5 separate regions of the Mus musculus genome follow, and regions 1, 2, 3 and 5 are each linked to region 4. Evidence: chromatin loops called from intact Hi-C (ENCODE). Cell type or tissue: gastrocnemius. All regions are shown on one strand. Region 1 overlaps Trappc9 (trafficking protein particle complex 9). Region 2 overlaps Trappc9 (trafficking protein particle complex 9). Region 3 has its middle 2.2 kb from the start of Kcnk9. Region 4 holds the start of Peg13 (paternally expressed 13). Region 5 overlaps Trappc9 (trafficking protein particle complex 9).

What was found. Peaks named below come from ENCODE experiments on the same cell type or tissue, not always from the same donor. Only the 100,000 strongest peaks of a DNase experiment are listed, where the experiment ranks them.
Region 1: a loop joins it to region 4, with 2.0 times the contacts of the local background. A loop is called at or near these places in 19 of 42 quality-filtered maps.
Region 2: it touches region 4 in a loop (2.6-fold over the local background); 19 of 42 quality-filtered maps call a loop at or near these places.
Region 3: a loop joins it to region 4, with 18 times the contacts of the local background. A loop is called at or near these places in 13 of 42 quality-filtered maps.
Region 5: it touches region 4 in a loop (2.3-fold over the local background); 10 of 42 quality-filtered maps call a loop at or near these places.

Annotation. Positions count from the first base shown.
Region 1 is chr15:73,006,984-73,010,983 of GRCm38, reverse strand. The region is part of intron 7 of Trappc9 (trafficking protein particle complex 9); the gene reads left to right. Among named protein-coding and RNA genes, the nearest start is that of Gm31665, 37 kb to the right of the region's middle. In gastrocnemius, no CTCF peak of the experiment used is centred here; DNase peaks (open chromatin) are centred at 1,267 and 1,639.
Region 2 is chr15:73,021,184-73,025,183 of GRCm38, reverse strand. All of the region lies in intron 6 of Trappc9 (trafficking protein particle complex 9), which reads left to right. Among named protein-coding and RNA genes, the nearest start is that of Trappc9, 38 kb to the left of the region's middle. RefSeq lists an enhancer at 1,865-4,000. In gastrocnemius, a CTCF peak has its summit at 2,092 (motif pointing right); DNase peaks (open chromatin) are centred at 2,102, 2,390 and 3,648.
Region 3 is chr15:72,547,926-72,551,925 of GRCm38, reverse strand. It overlaps a transcript of Kcnk9 not described here. Among named protein-coding and RNA genes, the nearest start is that of Kcnk9, 2.2 kb to the right of the region's middle. In gastrocnemius, a CTCF peak has its summit at 2,352 (motif pointing left); DNase peaks (open chromatin) are centred at 2,297 and 3,550.
Region 4 is chr15:72,807,425-72,811,424 of GRCm38, reverse strand. All of the region lies in intron 16 of Trappc9 (trafficking protein particle complex 9), which reads left to right. It overlaps Peg13 (paternally expressed 13), which reads left to right and starts at 1,101. Exons shown (of 1, transcript NR_002864.2): 1 at 1,101-4,000. In gastrocnemius, CTCF peaks have their summits at 1,067 (motif pointing right), 1,268 and 2,206; DNase peaks (open chromatin) are centred at 1,100, 1,376, 2,007, 2,211 and 1 more place; H3K4me3 peaks cover 3,919 bases; H3K27ac peaks cover 2,391 bases.
Region 5 is chr15:72,613,166-72,617,165 of GRCm38, reverse strand. The region is part of intron 20 of Trappc9 (trafficking protein particle complex 9); the gene reads left to right. Among named protein-coding and RNA genes, the nearest start is that of Kcnk9, 67 kb to the right of the region's middle. In gastrocnemius, a CTCF peak has its summit at 2,387 (motif pointing left); no DNase peak of the experiment used is centred here.

The DNA of each region.
Region 1 (4,000 bases), 200 kb before region 4:
TGAGGGTTATTTTTAAAAACATTAAACATGGACCTTGGCATTTGTCTATGTTCAGTACCATCAGTGACTGTGATTCACTATAGACAGTGTCTTTCATTGATTTAACTTTTCTAAGACAAGGTCTCATGATGCAACTCAGGCTAGCCTTGAACTGACTAGCTCAGGGTGGCCTGGAACCCTCAATCTTCAACCCAACACACTGCTGTGTGGTGACTCTTTGAAGCAGATTTTGTCCTTGACCTTAAAAGTATATTCTTTTAACAAATTTATTTATTGTGTGCGTGTGAGTACTCTGCTGTGTGTGCATGCAAAGGTCAGAGGGCCAGTTGTAGGGATTGTGTCTCTACTGCCACGTGGTTTCAGAGATGGTACTCAGGTCGTCAGTCTTCGAGGCAAATGCTTTGCCCGCTGAGCCATCTTGATAGTTCCTGTCCCTTGCTTTTCTTCTTAGCTGTTAGGATTGTGTGCAAGGGGTCAAGAGGAGGATCTGGGACTCTTTCCAGAAGGGCTTAGATTCTGCAGAGAGTTCATGGCTCTTGCTACTGGAACAGAGGAAGCCTCTAGAATGATGTCTGTTCTCTTCATGTGCTGGAAGAGCTGGAGGAGGCAGCAGAGAGTAGGCAGGATGATCATGCAGAGTCCACAATGGCCCCGCAATGCTCACTGTGCTGGTTGTTGTACTATGAGTTGGGATGGGTACATGGGTGTTCCGAGCACCTGTCAGCCCTCAGTTACATCTGGATTCCTTCAGCCAGGTTCTCTTCCACAACCCATGTACTTGATGGATTCTGTCTGTGCTGTTACCTGCCTCCTTTTCTGTAACTTCCTTCCTCTCTCCCCTCCAGAGGTGGGTTGGAGCTGAGGTTGGTTGAGCTCCTGTTGGATGATTGACACCCCTTGGGGGAGTGGGCATTAGACTGATGTGCCTGGTGCTGGGTGTTAGAGCTGACCTCTGTCTGTCTAACACAGGAGCCTCGTGGGCTGCTCCCCTAGAAGCTGTCCTGGTCTCTGTGGCCCTCTGTGGTCTTCTTGGGCGGTCTGCATTGTAGTTCTGCTGCAGCTGTCACCATAGACCCTCACTTAGCTCCCAGAGCACTGCTGAGCCCATGAGCACTTTCTAGGCAGAAAGCTGCATGGAACCTGGGGACACCAGCTGCTTAAAATCTCCAAATGGAGTGACCATTGCAGTCATCTCCCATCTGCCCTCTGCTGCTCTCCTCCACTCCGGTCGGCTCTCTAGCATGCAGAAGACAGTGGGCGTCATGCCAGAGGCTTCCCCTTTCTTGTTCCAGCAGCAAGGACATACATCAATGGCGGGAGGGAATCTGGATGCCAGGGGTGGGAGAGGGTGGGCAAGTGGAGGGGGTTGGGCCGGTGTTTGAGAGTTCCTCTAAGACCGAGAAGATGAGCAAGCTCATCTAGAGTCCAGGGATCGGTGACTAGGTCAAGCCATTCCTGCGTTCCTGGCCCCTTTGTAGTCACCTTGGCAGCCTGCTTAGAGCAGTTTCCTCCTCTCTGGAAGAGAAATAGAGAACAATGCCTGTGAAGGAAATGCCATCCCCTGCACACTGGCATTGCTCGTAGCAGGACTGCGGGCGGGGCGAGGCAGACTGGGACGCTGCCGACCAGCCTCAGCATGCCTCCAACACTAGCACCAGCTATCCTGTCCTGTTTTCTGGCTGCCTTCGAGCCTCTGCAAAGGTATAGCTAGTTGCTGGCCGGTGACCCCGGTGTGGCCTGGAATGGTTCCTGCTGCCTGGAGCCCTCTGCCATGTTTTAGTATGCAGTTTCATAGTGGAGGGATGGGTTATTTTTATGTCTCCTTCACTAGTAGCAGCTCTGAAAGCGAGTCTTCTTAATTCAAGACGTTATAATTATGTATTTCTCTCTGTGTATGTGCCACAGCTTGCATGTGGAGGTCAGAGGATGGCTTGCAGGAGTCAGTCCTCTCCCCCCACTCTGTGGGTCCCGGGATAGCATGTCATCAGGCCTGGCAGCAGGGCTTCCTCACCCCCTGAGCCATCCCATTGGCACAAATACAGAGCACACAAGACTTTTATTATTTTCCATCAATTCACTTTCCTCTGTATGATTTTGTTTTGTTAAAAAAAAAAAAAGATAGGCATGAGGCTGACAAGATGTCTTAGTAGTTAAAAGCACTTGCTGCTCTTGCAGAAAACCAAATACATTCAGTTTATTTAGCATCTACATGATGGCCCCCAGCCACCTGTAACTCCAGTTCCAAGGGATCCTACACTCCCTAGCCTCTACAGGCACCAGGCACACATATGGTATACATCCATACATGGCAGAAAACACTTTCATACATAAAAATACAATTTTTTAAAAAGCCATTATTTTTCAAAGCAGCTGCAGATCCACAGAAAACTTGATCATGCAGTGCAGGGCAGAGGCATGGCTCTCCCCACCTGCTAGCAGGCCCCACTAGTGGAGCATCTGCTACAACTGATGACCCAATATAGCCTGTCCTTTGCTGAAGTCCACAGCTCACATCAGAGTCACTCTTGGTGCTGGACAGTCTTTGGGTTTTGACCAGTGTTTGGTGACATGGATCCATCATTACAGAGTCACATGAAGTAGTTGTCCCTTCCCGAAGCTCTCTTGCACTCTTCTTCGCCCCCAGGCCCCTTTAGCCACACATCCTTTCATGGTCTTCACACCTTTCTTCTCTGCAAAATGATATCAGGCATGTGTATACTCACCTCACACATCCTGGTTGTCTGAAGCAGCCATAAACGCCAATGGGAAGAGTCTGTGTGGGCACATTCACCTGCCAGGTCAGTGTCCACGGTGGCTGTGTCATATGGCACAAGTTTGTAAGCAACTGATAAATTGTCTTCCCAAGTGTAGTACCATTTTTCACTCCCCAAGGCAGTGGGTGACAGTTACCATTGCTTAGTGTCCTGGCCAGCATTTGGTACCTGTCTTAGTCAGGGTTTCTATTCCTGCACAAACATCATGACCAAGAAGCAAGTTGGGGAGGACAGGGTTTATTCAGCTAACACTTCCACATTGCTGTTCATCACCAAAGGAAGTCAGGACTGGAACTCAAGCAGGTCAGGAAGCAGGAGCTGATGCAGAGGTCATGGAAGGATGTTACTGGCTTGCTTCTCCTGGCTTGCTCAGCTTGCTTTCTTATAGAACCCAGCCTAGGGATGGCACCACCCACAATGGACCCTCCCACCCTTGATCACTAATTGAGAAAATGACTTACATCTGGATCTCATGGAGGCATTTCCTCAAGGAAAGCTCCTTTCTGTGTGACACAAATTCCAGCTTGTGTCAAGTTGACACACAAAACTGTTAGTATTTTGGACTACAGTACAGTACCATTAGTGTTCTGGACTATGGTGTGTGGTAGAATCTTGTTTTAATTTACAGTTTTCTAGCAAGTATATTGAGCATTTCTTCCTATGTTTATTTATGGTTGGAATGTCTCTTCTGGTGATCCCATTTAAAAAACAGGTTTTTTATTTGTTTGTTTGTTTGTTTGTTCTCTGCTTCCATAATATGCAGAACAGCCCTTTAGTGATACTTTTGACAAATATTTTCTTCCAGCGCGCTTCTTGTTCTTTCCTCTTCTTGGTAGCTTAGCTGCCAAAATGCAATTTTCAGTTTTAATGCCATCTACTTGGTCAGTTCTTTTTCTTTTTTTTTCTCATGAGTAGTGACTTTGGAGCTGTATCTAAACTTCTGTTACTCTACCAAATGCCACCCACCTTTTTCACTTATCAACTTGTAGGGAAAGTTTCATAGAACCCAAAGAGGTTCTATAAACATGTAGAACCTTCTACCTTATTGGAGGCCCATTTTGGTGTACTATTTGTGAAGCCCACCGTTAGCATCTTGATGTACTGCTCAGCTGGTGGCCATCCCGAGTCTCAGGCTGGTCTGCTGGGAGGCCCATCTTTGCTCTGTTGGGTCTCTGTGCTCCTTTGTCAGAGCTGTGTTGATTGTGAGCGTATTTCTGCATTCTCCT
Region 2 (4,000 bases), 210 kb before region 4:
CTGGGTGGCAGCTTCATAGGGAAGGCAGGTGTTGATTGGTGTATGAGTGACACACATCACAGAAGCCATGATGGCAGCAGAGGGAGCAGCCACTAGGATGGGGAGGGGGAGGGTGCCAGAGAGGGCTGTCTCAGCAGAAAGGTACAAATGCTGGAGTCTGCTTGAAGAGCAGAATAAGGCAAGACCTGGGTAGAGGAGGGTGCGGTGCAGGTGGACTGGCTTGCCGGCCGACCTCTAGGAAAGCATGAGGTATCTTGAGTCTGAACTGTTTGGGGAAAGCAGATAGGCTGAAACAGAAAGACTGGTATCTGAGGAGAATGAGGCAGAGTAATTGCAGACAGCCACTAAACCTCAGTCAGCTGGGCTCTGAGAGGCAAAAGGCGGACAACAAACGTCCTGTGGGCGGGTGAGACCTCTGTTGGGCTGGATAAGGGTGAGATGCAGTAGCGGGTAGGCCGCCATGTGGGGAGGGTAGAGGGCAGCAGGGACTTGAGATAATCCCACCAGAACACGCAGGAAGCGTGCTCATAGCCAGACACCCATCCCCACCTCCAATAGTTGCCATGCTCACCTTAGAGGTTTTTTTTTTTTTGGAGGACGATAACTTAATAGTTAACCAGAGGCTGGCATGATGGCTCTGGCTATGAGCACATATTGCCTGCTCTTGCCGAGGACCAGAGTTCCACCCCCAGCACCCATCAGACGGCTTACAAGTGCCTGGAGCTCGAGCTCCTTGACCTCTCTGAGTCTTGCTTGCTGTAGAGCCCCGTGCTGCCCTCAGGCTGGTCTGTGGGCCTGGCTCCCCAAGTCAGTCACCAGAGTGAGGCTGCCTCAGAGTACCTGAACTGTCAGTCGTCAGCTCAACCACAGAGGAAGAGACAAACACAGAATTACGCCCCTAAAGAAAGACTCCACCAGTATTGCTGGCCATTTCATGTGGGGAAGTGCACCTATGCCTTCAAAGTGGGGGAGCACTGGGAGCCAGCTGCACCCTGTGTCCTGAGGGGAGGCCCCCAAGTTCTGCTCTCTGTTGGTTTCCAGGAGAGGCAAAAACCGGGTCCTTTGATATGGAAACTTCAGTTACCTGGGAAATGGCACAAGAGGAGATAGATGTCTGTCTCTAGTCATGCTGAAGTTAACTGTTTGACTTGGTTCTATCCAGGGTTCAACAATGGGCCAAGCCGTGTGTGTGTGTGTGTGTGTGTGTGTGTGTGTCTTGGATAGTCTGTTCTCTCCTCCCCGTTATGGGTCCCAAGAATTGAGCTTAGTTAGGCTAGTGACAAGCACCTTTAGCTGTTGAGCCATCTCGCCTGCCCTGAAGCTGTGTTTTTTAGGGATGCTAAGGCTATAGTCCTTGTAGAGGACTGGAGGGAGGGATGCCCCATGCCAGGCATACACAAACTTAGTGAAATGTGCACTGACTGAGACCCTGGGCATCGAAGGGCTTGCTTCACAGGGCAAGGACCCATGATGAGGGAAAAAGACCACCTGAGTGTCTGAGGTGGGCTGCTAGGGCCTCACTGGCCTGGAGCATGGAGAGACAGCAGGGGTCATGCTGGTGTAGGTTTGCCAAAGGTCAGTGAGGGCAATACACAGGGCAAGGGTACTTCAAGGGCAAGAGGGTGGCACCTTAATTGTAATCCATGCTTCTGAGTGAAGAGTGCTAGGCCTCTCAGGTAGACTGGAAAGGTCCAGGGAAGCCTTGAATTATTTGTAGCTGGGAGGCTGGATTTAGGTTAGATGGTCCTGTGTCCTTCCACAGCTCTGCAGTGGGCTACTGCTGTTATCAGGCCCAGGCGGTTCAGGAGACAGCTTTGAACACAGAAGAGGCTCCAAGCAGACCGGAAAGGTCTGGGGAGTGGAGTCTGTTGGGCTTAGCTGGTGCTAGAGTAGTGGGTGGCTGCCAGGCTTCCCAGCCCTGCTCCTCTTCTACAGACCTGTGGGCCCTCACTCTCTGCAGTTACTGAAGTCCGCTTTGCAGATTAAAGGGAGGAGATCTGGACTTACTGCAACCTGCTATCTATTCACAGTGGGGCCCTGTAGTTTGGATCAGCTCTGCTATCATCTTGCTCGGCGTCAGGCAAACACTAGAGGGCAGCAATGCTCTGTGGCAATTGTGGCCCTGCCTGCGGCACAGGGCGGTTACCAGCCTTTGAATTCTGCCGGAGGAGGAAGGCACTTTGCGGTCCTTGTCTCATCCTGATGTTTGTCTGCTAGTTGACAAGGCAGCAAAATAATGAGTTCTGGTGGGATTTTATAATCACAGTAAAGAGAAGGGCCTGGAGTTTTTCTGAAATAGAACAAGCTTTTGGTTCTTAATCAAGTGTGATCCATTGTGGAGCTGATGGTAACGAAGGACTTCGGCGGCAAATGGCGGACATTTGGGAAGGAATGGAGATGTGACTAGTGCAAGTTCCATCTGTCTTTCAGAATCCCTGCATGAGCTGGTGGTGCCACACACTTTGAATCCCAGCACTCAGGAGGCAGAGGCAGGCAGATTTCTTGAGTTTCAGGCCAGCCTGGTCTACAAAGGGAGTCCAGGACAGTCAGGGATATTACACAGAGAAACTCTGTCTCAAAAATCCAAAACCTCAGAACTGGAGGATAAAACTGTCTTTATCGGTGCTCTGCAAAATAGATGCAGAGTCCCTCTTCCCTGTGCAGGCACAGGGTGACCTGCGTGTGTTGGCTGGTTTAGGCGAGTGATTTCTGGTAATTATCTGGCACTCCCAAATGGCAACAAATAGCTGGCTGTGTACAGATCTGTGCAATGGTCATGAGGGTTTCACAGGCAAATGACAAGGTTCATATGAGAACAGAGGGGCTGGGACTTGAGTCATCATTTTCCCCTGTTTGTGAATAGAGGAGCCATGCAGCACCCTCTCAGCTTGTCTTCTGTGGAGAGCAAGCAGCCACCTCTCTCCTTTACTTAGTGCCGCTGCACACCGTCTGGGAACAGCAGGGTGGCAAGGAGGCTGCAAACCTCACTGGCATCCATTCACAGACTTCTTGAAGTAGGAATCTGTTCCTTGAGATTCTGTGGTCTAAATGTAGCCACCCCTATCTGCAGAGGGAGGTTAGGAAAAGGAACAATGATTCAGGCACCAAAGAAGATGGTGGCTTAGAGGTGAGGGGTCCCTGGGACACGTGTTCATGCACCCTTTGTGTTCCTTCCCTTCCCTTCCCTTGCCTCTGGGATGGGCAGGAGTGACTCTAGGCAAAGTGTTTCTGTCTGCCTGCCTGCTAGCCTGCTCCTGAAGTCCAGTGAGCTGCAGACAGTCATGGTCCACACTGGCCGGCGCTGAGGAGGGGAAACCGGCTGATAAACAAAAGACATGGAGGCAAACAATTCCCAAGTGAGTCAGATCTACAGAAACAAAGACCACGCTCCCATTGGATACCTTCTGCGGAGGAGCAGCTCGGGAGGCCTTCATCCCAGGAGCATAAGCACTGTTGCAATGTAGAGCAAGGTGCAACAAAGAAAGATGCACAGGCTGCGATGACTGTCTCCCCTGTAGCTGGCTGGTGGGGCTTGTGGCGGCTCCATCTGGTGCTGAGCAGACCCTGAGAAAGGTCTCGTCAGTTCCTTTCCTCACCACTTGCAGCCAGTTTTAAAGACAGGGAAACTGAGGGGTGAGACCCAGCTCAGCTCACAAAGTCTCCCATTGTTCTTTCAGTCCCCCTCGCTCCCTCGCTTGTGTGATTCCAAAAGCCCAACCCGGTGGCAGCTCCCCTCCCCCACCCTAGGCTGCCTGAGGGACTGAATACATTTTTGTTTTCAACAGAAAATGGCAGGTGACCTTACGAGAAAGTGCTACTGAGGAAGTGTCTGGAAAACTAGACCAGCTTCTGAGGGTCGCAGCGTGGCCCCGTCCTCCGCCTCCTCACATCTCTAAGTTCCAGAACAATTGGTGCCCTTTAAAACATTCTCCTTTATGAGACTTTAGAGGGGACTTTCAACCTCTTTGTCTTTGGTTAATTTTCTTTGCAAAGCCATTCA
Region 3 (4,000 bases), 260 kb after region 4:
GGCTTTTGAAATGGCTTTCTGGGACCTGATGCTGCTTCACCCACAGGTAGTTCCATCCTTGAGTGAGTTTGGGAGTCCCCCATAATAGTACTAGTATTAGTGTGTGTGTGTGTGTGTGTGTGTGTGTGTGTGTCTGTGTGTGTGTGTGAGAGAGAGAGAGAGAGAGAGAGAGAGAGAGAGAATCCTTGTTAGCAGACCAAAGCCTTTCAGAAGACCCATATTCTCCTCTGCTTAATTCAGTGTTGGTGAAATGGGGTACCCACAGAACACACTCACTCACATATGAATTGTTTGGGAAACGCTGGGTAAGCTTTCTGCCCCACATTGGGGTGCTTTTCTTGGAATCTGACAGGGCTGGAAGGTTGAAATGAAGGCAGACTACCCACTGCGCCGATTGCATGGCTTTGGAGCATGTCTAAGGCTGGAGGGAGCTCCTGTTTAGGGGGCTTCTATTGGCCACTTTTCCTGTTGTCATTCTAAAATACTCGGAGACAAAGCAACTTGAGAAAGGAAAGGCTTCTTTTGACCCCCCCTTTCAGGGTAGATAGCTCATCATTACAAGGACAGCATAATGGCAGGAGCTAGAGGTAGCTGGTCATATTACATCCACAGGCAGGAAGCAGAGAGTAAGCACTAGTGCCCAGCTCATTTTCTCCCTTTTAGTCAGTCCAGGACTCCAGCCCAAAGAAAGCTGCTGTTCACAGTTAAGGTGGGTCTTCCTACATCAATCAACCTACTGTAGCTGATCCCTCCGAGCTGTGCCCAAAGGCTAGCCCATTCTAGATTCTATCAAGTTGACAATCAGTATTAACCATCCAGGGCTCCCTGGTAGGAAGCTTCCACTTCCAGCTGGGGCTATGAGAGAACTCAGCTTCACCTGCAGAACGTGGGGATAGTTCTGTGCCCTCTGCCTGCATTCAGAGAGGGAGATATGAATGCGACAATGCATTTGGCACTCCCAACGATTCATGATGTCCAGGGAGCCTCTGACAGTGCTGGCTTCTTCTCAGCCAAAAGAAATTGCCCTGGGCTAGCAGTGGCACCAGCCTGGGATAATTGGCACAGAGTGCTGTACTTCCCTCTCTTGGTTCCCTCCCTCCCTCCCTCCCTCCCTCCCTCCCTCCCTCCCTCCTTCCTCCCTTCCTCTCTCTCTCTCCCTTCCTCCTTCAGTCCCTTCAGCAGCAACCCCTGTGGTTAGACACACAGTGGGGTGTGTGTGTATGAAGAAGTACTGGCTTGGGAGTTCTGTCCTCATGCATTGTGGGGCTAGGATATGCCCTCTCTGGTGAAAGGGCTGGAGGAAGGGTTGCAGACATGTGTGTACAGAACAGAACAAACAAGTAGGCGGCAGAGTTATAAAACCAGGATGTGTTTTATTAGCTAATAAGATGCATCTGCTTTTATTAAAGAGAGAGCCAAAGTGGAAGGGAGGTCTAGGGACTGACTCCCAAAGGGGCACAGAGAGGCTGTGAGCCCACTCACTGGCCACAGCTGTGCCCTGTATTGATGCCCTCAAAGCCTTTCTCTTCTTGTCTCTGCTCCTCCTTAAACCTCTTACTCATGCCCAAGTCTAGTCAAGATGCCCCAGGGTTACACCTACGAACCTGCAGCACTACGGGGGGGGGGGGGGAGAGCTGTCATTGACTCAAAGGTGGACAGGGGAGCCCATGCCAGACAAAAGACAAAGACAGGAAGAATTTCTGAGCTTAATTGGCAATTATCCAACAGACAAAAACACTGTACTGTTTTTTGGGGTTTTTTTTGAGCATTAAAAAAAAATCCGTGGGTTCAGCACGTAACCCTCGGAGGTGAAACTCCCAGAACTACCCCTGGTGTGTGTGTGTGTGTGTGTGTGTGTGTGTGTGTGTGTGTGTGTTTGTTGCCACCATCCTAGCAAGCACTCACTGAGCATCATCCTGGAGTGGGAACTGAGCATCTTTCCCAAGAGAATGGGGACTAGGGATGCAGGCCGAATAGTCAGGACCCAGGCTCCTCTCCAAGGAGTCAAAAGACATTCAAAAACTGGGTTGTGCGATGTGGACAAGAAACTGGAATCCTGGAGGAAACTCTGGAAAGAAGCCCGGGGACAATGGGTTCTAGATGGGAGTAATTCTGTGGTCTTGGACAGGAGGCCTTTCCTTCACCTATAAAACAAACTGAAGTGCCTTTCCGTCTTTCCAAAACGCTGTGTGGAACTGGAGCTTCTCTGAGCAAAGCCTGGACTCCAGTCATCAGAGCTCAGCCCATCCCCCACAGCTCCTGCACTTGTCTTTGGGGACAGCTTGGACCTCGCTGCAGTCTGGTTGGCTCAAACGTGGGCAGATCTGTGGGTCGGAGTCTAGCGCCCCCTGGTGGCGCCGAGACGCACAAGCCCTATCGGACCTCTTGCTGGCCCGACGGTCAGGCCATGACTCAGGGTGCCACCGCTGCCAGAGCAGCGGGAGGCCTGACTGGGGTTCCGTCGTAGGCTGAGCCACGACTCAATTAATTACCAGCTGCTGGGAATCTTTGTTGCTCGCTTGTGGTGACTCACTCCGCAGCCAGGCTCCCTTGCAAAGCACGGGGGCCTTGGCTTCCAAAATGAATTTTGGGGAGCGCACCTGATCAGGTGGAGCTCCCCATCCGGGTACCAGGAAGACCACACGGAGACTTGACTGTTCAGGAATAGCTCACAGCGCCCGATGCCCCTGCCCTGTGGTGCACTCATGATCCTTTAAATTTTACCTGGGAGCATACATGAAGCCCCTAGTCCATCGGGCTATGCGTCTGGGTAGACAGAGGCTGGGGCATGGTCTAGGAAGCTGAAGAACACAGGGTTTCTAAGTCTCCGAACTCTTTCAACAGCTGGGGACGATTCACAGGCTGCTCCTATCTCCATGGACAGCTTCTAGCTCCCGCCTTTTAGCTGTTGCTTGGTGGTCACCAGATCTCTTCATCAGCGTCCATGGCTAGGGACAGAGAAGATAGCCTGGTCGAGGAAACCAAAGCCCGGGGTCTCAAAAGCGTGATTCTGTCTGTCCCAGTCCGCAGCAGCACTGCTCTAGGGGAGCTTTGTGAGCAAGAAAACCTCTGGGCAACCTAAAGAGGATGGGTGGGTGGGGAACCCAGAAGACCTAAACAGGAATCCTGGCTTCTTCCTTAAACTCAAAGGCTAGTAGCTCCCTGGCCAGATCCTCCTGTTCTATTTCCAAGCCTTAACCTGGAGGGTGCCTCGCCGGGGGAGCGCGCGCGGGGGGGGGGGAAGTTCCTGCACTCTGCTCCTCAGCAGAGGAATCAAGAAATGAACAGTGAAGAAGCGCGCGCACTGGGGGAAGTGGGGATGGGGGGTGGGGGCGGGGAGGCTACTGCTGGAGAGGGGAAATGAGAATTCCTGTCCATCCTTTCTTGAGGTGTAACTCTTAAAAGTGGTGGTCTGCGAGATCTCTAGGGAAAAGTAGCGGGGAAGGGGGGTAGCAGGTGCAAGACCACCCGGGACACAGCCACTATCCGAACTAAGGTGGCTGTCAAAACCCCAACAATCTAGAAGGCAGTATCCAGTAGGGCGCTGCTGAGCCAGGTGGCTGCTGCAGCTGGACGTGTGTGTGTGTGTGTGTGTGTGTGTGTGTGTGTGTGTGTTACAAGGGGGAGCGTGTGGCCACTGCTGTTGCACTCTCCAGGGCTCATAGCCCCTTCCTTTTCTATTTCCAACTCTCCCGGTTTTTGTTGTTGTTGTTGTTTTCCCCCATAAAAGGTTAATCTGTCTCCACTGGTCAAATTCGTTTTTCATCCCCAGCTGCAGGGCCCTCAAACTCTCTCTTCACTTTGCCAAGGTTGGGTGCGCTCTTAGGGGAGCAGTACTTTTTCAGAAGGAAGCCACTTCATCCCCATCTCAAACCCTCTAGCAGCTGGCCTCCCATCCCCGAACCCTAGCAGCACCTAGTTCAACCCCTTTCCTTTTCTCTCTCTCTGGCCATCACTCCTGGGCTCCTTCATGTGCACCCTGCGCAGTACCAGGTCTGCT
Region 4 (4,000 bases):
AAACCAAAAAAACCCTCCCCCAACACACATCCAAAAAAAAAAAAAAAAAAAAAAAAAAAGAAAGAAAAAAAAAAGAAAAAGAAACAAACACATCTCTACTCAATTTCTTAGGGAAGGTTCTGATTCCTAGCCTCTTGTTGCCTCATGTGTGGCCCTCACTAACATGAGGCTCTCCCCTGTGAATACTGAAGAAAGAAGAGGAGTGTCAGGGACACAGGGGCTCTTCCCTCGGACCATTGCGTGCGGCACCCTTCCCAGCGTGATCAACAAATAAAATGAAAATACTTTGCTTCCTTGCTACAAGATGCCATATTGCTGGAATATTTAGAAATATAAAAAGGTGGGACTTTAAACTTTCAGCTTTTGGTTAGAAATTATTAGTGCGTCACATATTGCCCTCCGGTGAGCCCTGGGAAACCCCGTTGCCCGGCCCTTCCTGGTAATCCAACCCAATGAGCTTCTTAAAGCTCATTTTGGAAGACATAGTCCTTATTGTTAGCAAATCGCACATGAATCGGGATCAAATTATTGGTTCGGCAGACCAGTAAGGGTACACTGGTCACCCTTGGCCTCTTGTCACTGGGGCACCCAGATTACCACTGCAAAAGGATAGTCCATGGCTCTCACAGTCTGTGCAACAGTGAGGCAGCCTGAATTTCCCTCACAGGAGGGGCTAAGCAGGGAGAGCTATGGGCAGGGCTGCGCCGCACCGCAATGCCGGATGTTCCCCATGCGCCTTCAGTGGACCCGGCTACGTTCCTAACATTGAGCATTTTTTGCTGCTGCAGCCTGGTTCTAGGTGGAACACCGTCACCCTGCAGACATAGTGGGACATTCATTTTTGTCATATCATTATTGCTTGGACACCCTCACTCTGAAGACCCGGCAGGGCGTCCTTAGGCTGTGGATCGTCACCCTGTGTGACAGCATGGATTATCCAGGTAGATGCTATACCACTGGGGCCGTGCGCCAGTCACCATTGGGGTACCCACGTTCTCTCTCTCCCCGTGCCCCTAAACCAAGGACCAAGAGTCATTCTTACCCGCTAGATGGCACCACAGAATGCATTCTTAAAGTGCATTCTGTCGCATTGCCACGCCTGCGCACTGAGATCCGCTGACTGCCTTGCTGCCATGGCCGCGGTGTACCGAGTATTTGTGTGGATAGCCTTCCCTGCCAACTCAGTGGAGCACCCTTAGGCTGCAAGTCTCCATCCAGTGTGGCTGCGCACCGATACCCTAAGGGTTGCTACCTCAGTAGAACCATTCTGATCAACTGTGGGGCCTCATTGTGTGGGCTGCCGGCCTCGTGGACTGGCGTTCCTACCCGGTAGAGGGCGCCGCAGAATGTGTCTCCACCGAGCAGATTGCCGCATTGCCGCACCTGCGCACTGAAGTCTGAGCGGACTCGCCCAGCAGACTGCGTCACAGCTGCCTGCATTCCAGATCTCGACAGACGTCTCTAAAGACTGCAGACTGCGGCACGGCTGGAAGCTGAGCGAACCCCTTTACTACAGCTCTGTGACCACGAACCGAAGAGGACCCGGTGGCTTGTTAGCCCATCTTATTGAGATTTTAGGCCTTGTGTGATAGCTCATCCAAGCGCTGGTGCTATGTAGACGATCATTGCCGCGGCTCTCCGGCCAGCTTCGGCTCTCCGGGAAGATCCGCGGCCTTTACTCTGAAAATGGTTGGATAGAAGACCTGCGACACTGCCGCGGAGCCGGGAGTTTTTCACTTGTGGTGGTGACCGAGGAATGGGCAAAAGGAGGCACAGAAAAAGCCCAGATATCTGTGTCGGTGCAGTTCGTGCGAGGATACCTTCGAGCGTTGAGATACCTTCGAGCACAGAACCCTGCAGCTTGCGATGCAACGGAGAGCTTGGCCGATCTTTTTACCCTGGAGACGCTAGCACAGAGGCTCGCCATCACCCTGTGGATAGGCGCATTGTGGTTGTAGCACAATGATGAGCCATGGAGGTCTCCACGCTTGGCTGGGACTTGGGCGTATGCCGTTACCCAGCCAACGCCTGTACAGCTCTTTGTTATCTTAATCCTGGGGAATTACATATATTTGTGGCTGCACTTCAGTGACTGAACGGATGTTCTTACCTTGGGGATAGAGGCACAGTGGAGCTGCGCACGGATACCCAACGAAGCAACCTTAGAGGGTGGATCACTTGAATGGTTTTGGTGGCGCACTAAGGTTCTGCATGATATTTTTTTTCCCCGCGGATGGTGGCGCAGCAGAGCTGTGCACAGATAACCTCAGAGTGCCTCACCCTATATGGCTGCTGCTTGCGCACTAAGGAATCAAATGGATATCCTTATTTTGGATGATGGTTTAACAGAGTCTGAACTACTTGGCGGATGCCTGCATTGTGGTGGCTGAGCACCAAGTGCCCGAGTGGATTTTAACCTGAGATGTTGGTATAGCAGAAACCCGTATTTGTGGATAAGTGCATCTTGACAGCTGCGTTTGAAAAGCCTAAGAGGATCTTATCCCGAGGATGGTGTTTCTGAGCATCCTTACCCTGAGTGTAACTACATTGTGACTGCTGCACACTAAAAATTTGGGCTTCTTTGATTTATTTATTTATTTATTTATTTTGCCCTAAGGATAAGGGCATTGTGAAACGTCCTTCCTTCCTTTGTGTGGTGGCTGTGTACTAAGGATCAGAGAAGATTTTATTCCGGGAATGGAGGTGGAGTATTTAGACCCCGCAGGCCACTCTGTGGCCATAGCTGCATACAAAGGTTGGGTATGGTAAGAGCGATCATCTTTACCATGTGGATATATACATTGCAGCATCTGGGCATTAAGGATCCAGGCTGATGTTATTTTGGAGCTGGTGGCACAGTGAGAAGCGTCCTTTTACTGTTCCATTGTGTTGGCTGTATACTAAGAATCTAGGCAGATACCCTTATCTTGGGGACGAAGGCACAATGGAGCGCCCTTGCCCAGATGGTAGCCTCATTGTTGTGGCTGCACATTAAGATCTGGAATTGTTAAGGCTGCGCCCATCACGGCTGCATCTGTTTCCCCAGGATCTGGGCGGGTCATTTTGCTCTGTGTGTAGGCAGAGGCACAGCTGGAAGCTGGATGGCCGACCTCAGCTTTGTGCAGCACTGTGTCACCTTGGAGCCCTGCTCACCCACTGGATTTCTCTTATTCTGTGAATAGTTGCATTCTTGGGTCCATACTCTACAGACTAAGAACGTGGGTGGGATTTCAAACCTGCCAACCTGTGTCACAGATGTATTTGTTTGTTCGGATCAGGGCACTTTATTCCCACAGAATGCCTCACAGCAAGGAGATGGGCAGATGGCTTTGTCCTGAGGGTTGGGGGATGACCCAGTGGAGCCTTTACTCTGTGGATAGCCACACTGAGTGGCATGCTAAGGACCCAGACAGGCTCTATAGCCATGCAGGCTTCGTCACAGCTGCATACACACAGCCAAAGCCTGGGGTGGCATTCTTACACCGTGGATGGTTTTCCCGAGGAGCTCACTGCACCTACTGAGTGGCTGCATCAGCACTGCTACCCTCAAGATGGAGGGCAGACATCTTTATGCTGGGGTTTATACAGCAGCACTGGGTTATGATAACTCAGAAGGGCATCTCACCTCTCTGTGGCTGCAGGGGTGGGTGCCATAGGCACTGAGATGACTTCGGCAGACATCTTTGTCTTTTGTATGGTGGTACAGCAAAGGTGTGAACAAACCAAGCCAAATTTCTGTCTGGATGCTGCTACATGTGGAGGACCCAGGAGTGCTTCCTTGCCCTCAGGAAGCCATGTTGTGTCCCATTCAAAAGGTATTTGGATTTCTGTTCTTTGTGACGACGGCACTGCTTTGAGTGAGCACCAAGGATGCCAGTGGAGGGTTTTACCCTGTGGTCAAGGGTTGATCAAGGACCCGGCCAGCAATCCTTATCTTACAAGGGAGCAGCATGACCTGATGTCACTGCCTTATAGATGGCTGTGAGGATCACCGATCCCC
Region 5 (4,000 bases), 190 kb after region 4:
GCAGTGGTGGGCACCAGGCCTTCTCCCACTGCCTGGCCTCAGAGAGAAGCACTGAGTCTTTTTACCCAGTGTGTGGTGCTGGTAGGTTTCCATCACTGCCCCTTACCCAGTCTTAGCCATTCTCTTGGATTACTGGTGTGTGGCGCTCTTATGAGAAATGAGCGTCCATTTACACGTCACAGGCCTTTTCTGCCTAGATTCTGATGATGATAAGGTTTCTCTCTCTTAATTTGTGACCATGGTGAGTCACCTTGATTGATTTCCAGATGCTCAACCAGCCTTGCATTCCTAAGATCAGCATCTGTAGAAATGAAACAGCATCATTTTTATGTATATGTAGGGCCACATTTCCTTAAAAATGGAAGAATGTGTGCCTTCAAGGAGTATCTATAATTTTATTTTACCTGTCTAATTTTTAGCATCAAAATAAAGCTGGAGCATTCCTCAACTCCTTTTTTCTGAAAGGGTTTATGAGAAATTAGGGTTATCTCTTTAACCTTTAGGAGAATTTCCCAGTGTAAATCTGGATCTGATGTGTCTCAGCAGTAGGTTGTCAACATATTTGGTTTCCTTAGTAACACATAATAAAGAATATTCAAGACATCCATTTCTCTGGTCAGCTCTGCTAATGTGTCTTTCAAAGAATATATTTGGTCTAAGTTGCCAACTCCAATGAAATAAAGCTTTTCACGACAGTCCCTTATTTTCCTTCACTATTACAGAAACTGTAGCCATGTTACTGCATCCATCCCTCTATTGCATCCGTCCCTCTATTGATAATCCATGTCTCCTCTCAGCCTCTCTGCTCATTCTAGCTGGAGGCTTGTTAATTCTGTTGAGCTCCTTGAAGAACCAGCTTGGGTTGCATTGATTTCCTCTATAGATTTTCTGTTTTCTATTTCATTGATTTCCACTTTGCTGTTCATTATTTACTCCCCTACTTTACTTTGGGTCTCAGTTCTTCTCCTCATTTCTTAAAGTAGAAGCAGAAGTTATATATTTCAGTACTGCTTCCTCTAATGGAATTCAGTACCGCAAATGTCCCTGTTGGTTGCCTCTGATTGATGCTTCGTAGACTTTTATGTATTGTGCTTTTATTTTCACTCCAAAATAATTTCTAACTTCCAATTCAATTTCTCCTTTGGTCCAGGAGTTATTTGGACATGTCTTGTTCAGTTTCTAAATGTTTGGAGATTGTCCAGATAGATGCCTGATTCAATTTCATCATTGTCACAGAACATACTTTGTGTGACTCCAATTCTTTTAAAGCTGGGGAAATGGTCTGTATTGATGAATATTCAATGTGTACTTGAAAAGAATGTATATTCTACCACTGTTGGGGCAACGGTTCTGCAAACATTAATTAGGTCATTTGTCTGTTAGTGCCACTCAAACCTTCTGTTCCGAGACTGGTTTTTCTGTTTCTTTTTTTGTATGGTTCAATGAGAAAGACTTGAAATATCCAACAGCCATTGTGGATTTGTCTGTTTACATTCAGCTCTGTAATGTTCAACTCTATGAATTTAGGGCTCTGTAGTTAGGTACCTACTTTAAGATCCTTGCCTTCTATGTGGATTGGCCCTTTTTAGTTAGAAGATGATTTTTATAACTTCCCATTGCTCTGATACTAATGAAATACCATGGCTTTGTCTGTGTTTCCAGCATCCAACCCTAGAACTGATCATCTACCACAGCCAGAGAGCCCATGTAAGGACAGCAGCTTCACCCTCAGCCCAGCTCTTTGCTCAAGGGCTCACTCCTGGTGTTGCATGTTCCATGCCTTTGCCCAAGTGTATTATGACACAGTTTTACCATTAGAGCTTCACAACAGAATAACCCGGCTGCCCTGAAACCTTGTGTGTGCTCTGCCCAATCATCTTTCCTTACTAATACTCTGGCCTTACCAATTTTAGGATGTTATAGAGCCTTTTGTACTGGTCCCTTCCATTTAGTGATATGTAATTTTCCCCCATGTCCCCTTTGCTCAATAGCTCATTTCCTTTTGGTGCTGAATAGCACATCATCTGCCTGGTCACCCACTGGAGGTCATTATTGTTGCATTTAAGTTTTAATAGTTGTCAATCAAGCTACTGTGCTGGTATCTTTGGTTAGCTATCTGAAAACATCAAGAAGGAAAGACTTATCCTGGATTATAGTGAGTCCATGGTCAGCTGGCTCTACTGCCTTTTAGCCTGCATCAAGACCAATACACTATGGTAGAAAGGTTTGGTGGAAGAAGCCACTCACCCAGTGGTAGTAGGAATTAGAGAGGGGAAGGAGCCAGGAACAATAGAGCCTTTCCCTTGTATGTTCCAAGTAACCTGCATCCTACCACTGGACTCACTCCTACAGTTTCCACCACCTCCCAATAGCACCACCTGCTGGGTGCCAAGCACTCCACATATGGGGGGTCAACCCAAAGCTGAACTAGGACAGCTACTATAACATCCATGAGAAGGCTTCTGCCTGGAACTGCGTTTTCAGGTCATTTGAGCAGTAGTGAGGGGTTTGCTAGATCCTATGATAGGAATATCTTTATTTTTTGACCTCCACAGTGACTGAGCCATCTCACATTCCCGCCAGTAGCAACTGTAATGTCTCCTGCTCTTGCAGGTCCTCACTGTACTGGGGGACATTAGTGTATGAGACCTTGGTCTTCATGGCAAGTGTGTGATGGTAGCTCTTGGCTGTTTACGTTGTCAACTCCATAGTGACATGTGACATTGAGCAGCTTCTCATGTCACTTATTCCCTACTTTGGTAGGGGTATCATTTCATGTCTATGCCTCTTAGGTCAAGTCATTGGTTTTATTATTGGGATTTTAGAACATTATGTATATTTCTAGCAGAATCTTTGACTAGACGAGTCTTTGGAAATTCTCCATGTCCAGCCTGTGACTTGTGTTCCCGGTGTTAAGACAGTGTCTTCCATGGAACAGAAGCCTTTGTCTCTATTAAAGCTCTCCTTGCCAGTTAGTTTATGGCTCATGTCTTGGATCTGGCCTGTGGTCCTGTTGCTCAACTGTCTTTTACAACATACCTACTGCCATTTGGGATGTTCTCCTGCGTTACCTTGTGAGAGTTAGATAGTTTTGCATTTTATCTATAGATTAGTGCTCTATTTTGAAGGAATCTTTGTGAAGTATCTAATTGTGCATATAAATCACTTTCTTCCTATGTGTATGTGTTCTCACAGAATTTGTTTTGATTTGTTCTTGCCTTTTCTTTTCTTTTTTCTTCTTTCTTTTACTTTTTTTTTTTGCAAAAGGCCAAGTCTGTATTTGCATTAGTGTACTTCTGAGATCCCTGCTCTGTTCCATTGGTATTTTTCTTCTTTCCCCAGGACATGCTGACATGATTGCTATAGCACTCTATAGCAGATCTTGAACTTTGGGTAGCACTAGTCCTCTTACTGTGTTGTTCTTCTGCAGTGGCTTAGCTATTCTGAGGTTCCTTCCTTCTTCCTGTACATCTTAGAGCCAGCACATCGATGTCCACATTAAAAGCTGCTATGCTTTTGTTTGGGATTGTATTGAATCTGTAGATCCAGTTGGAAAGGATCAACACATTGAACCCCACAAGCCTTCCTATCTACATGAATGAGATGCCTTCCCAAGTTACTTTATTCTTATTTCTTTCAGCAGAGTTTTGTAGTTTTCCTTATGATGTCAATTCTGTACATAATGTTAGAGTTATTGTCCAACATCTCATTTTTGTGAGGATGTTTATGTTGCTATGTGTTTTTGTTATTTCAGTCTCCATTTGCTATAGGAAACTCTGACTTTTATCCACTAATCATATATCTCGGAGAGTTTTAACTATTACTGACAGTTCCCAGGGGGAACATCTTTGTTGCCTTCCTCCTCTTCATCTTCCCCTTCTTCCCCTTCTCCTCCTCCTCCTCCTTCTTCTTCCCCCTCTTCCTCTTCTCCTTCTTACTTTTTTCTTTCTTCTTTTTCCTCCTTCCTTTTCCTTCTTCTTTCTTCTTTTCCTTCTTTTCT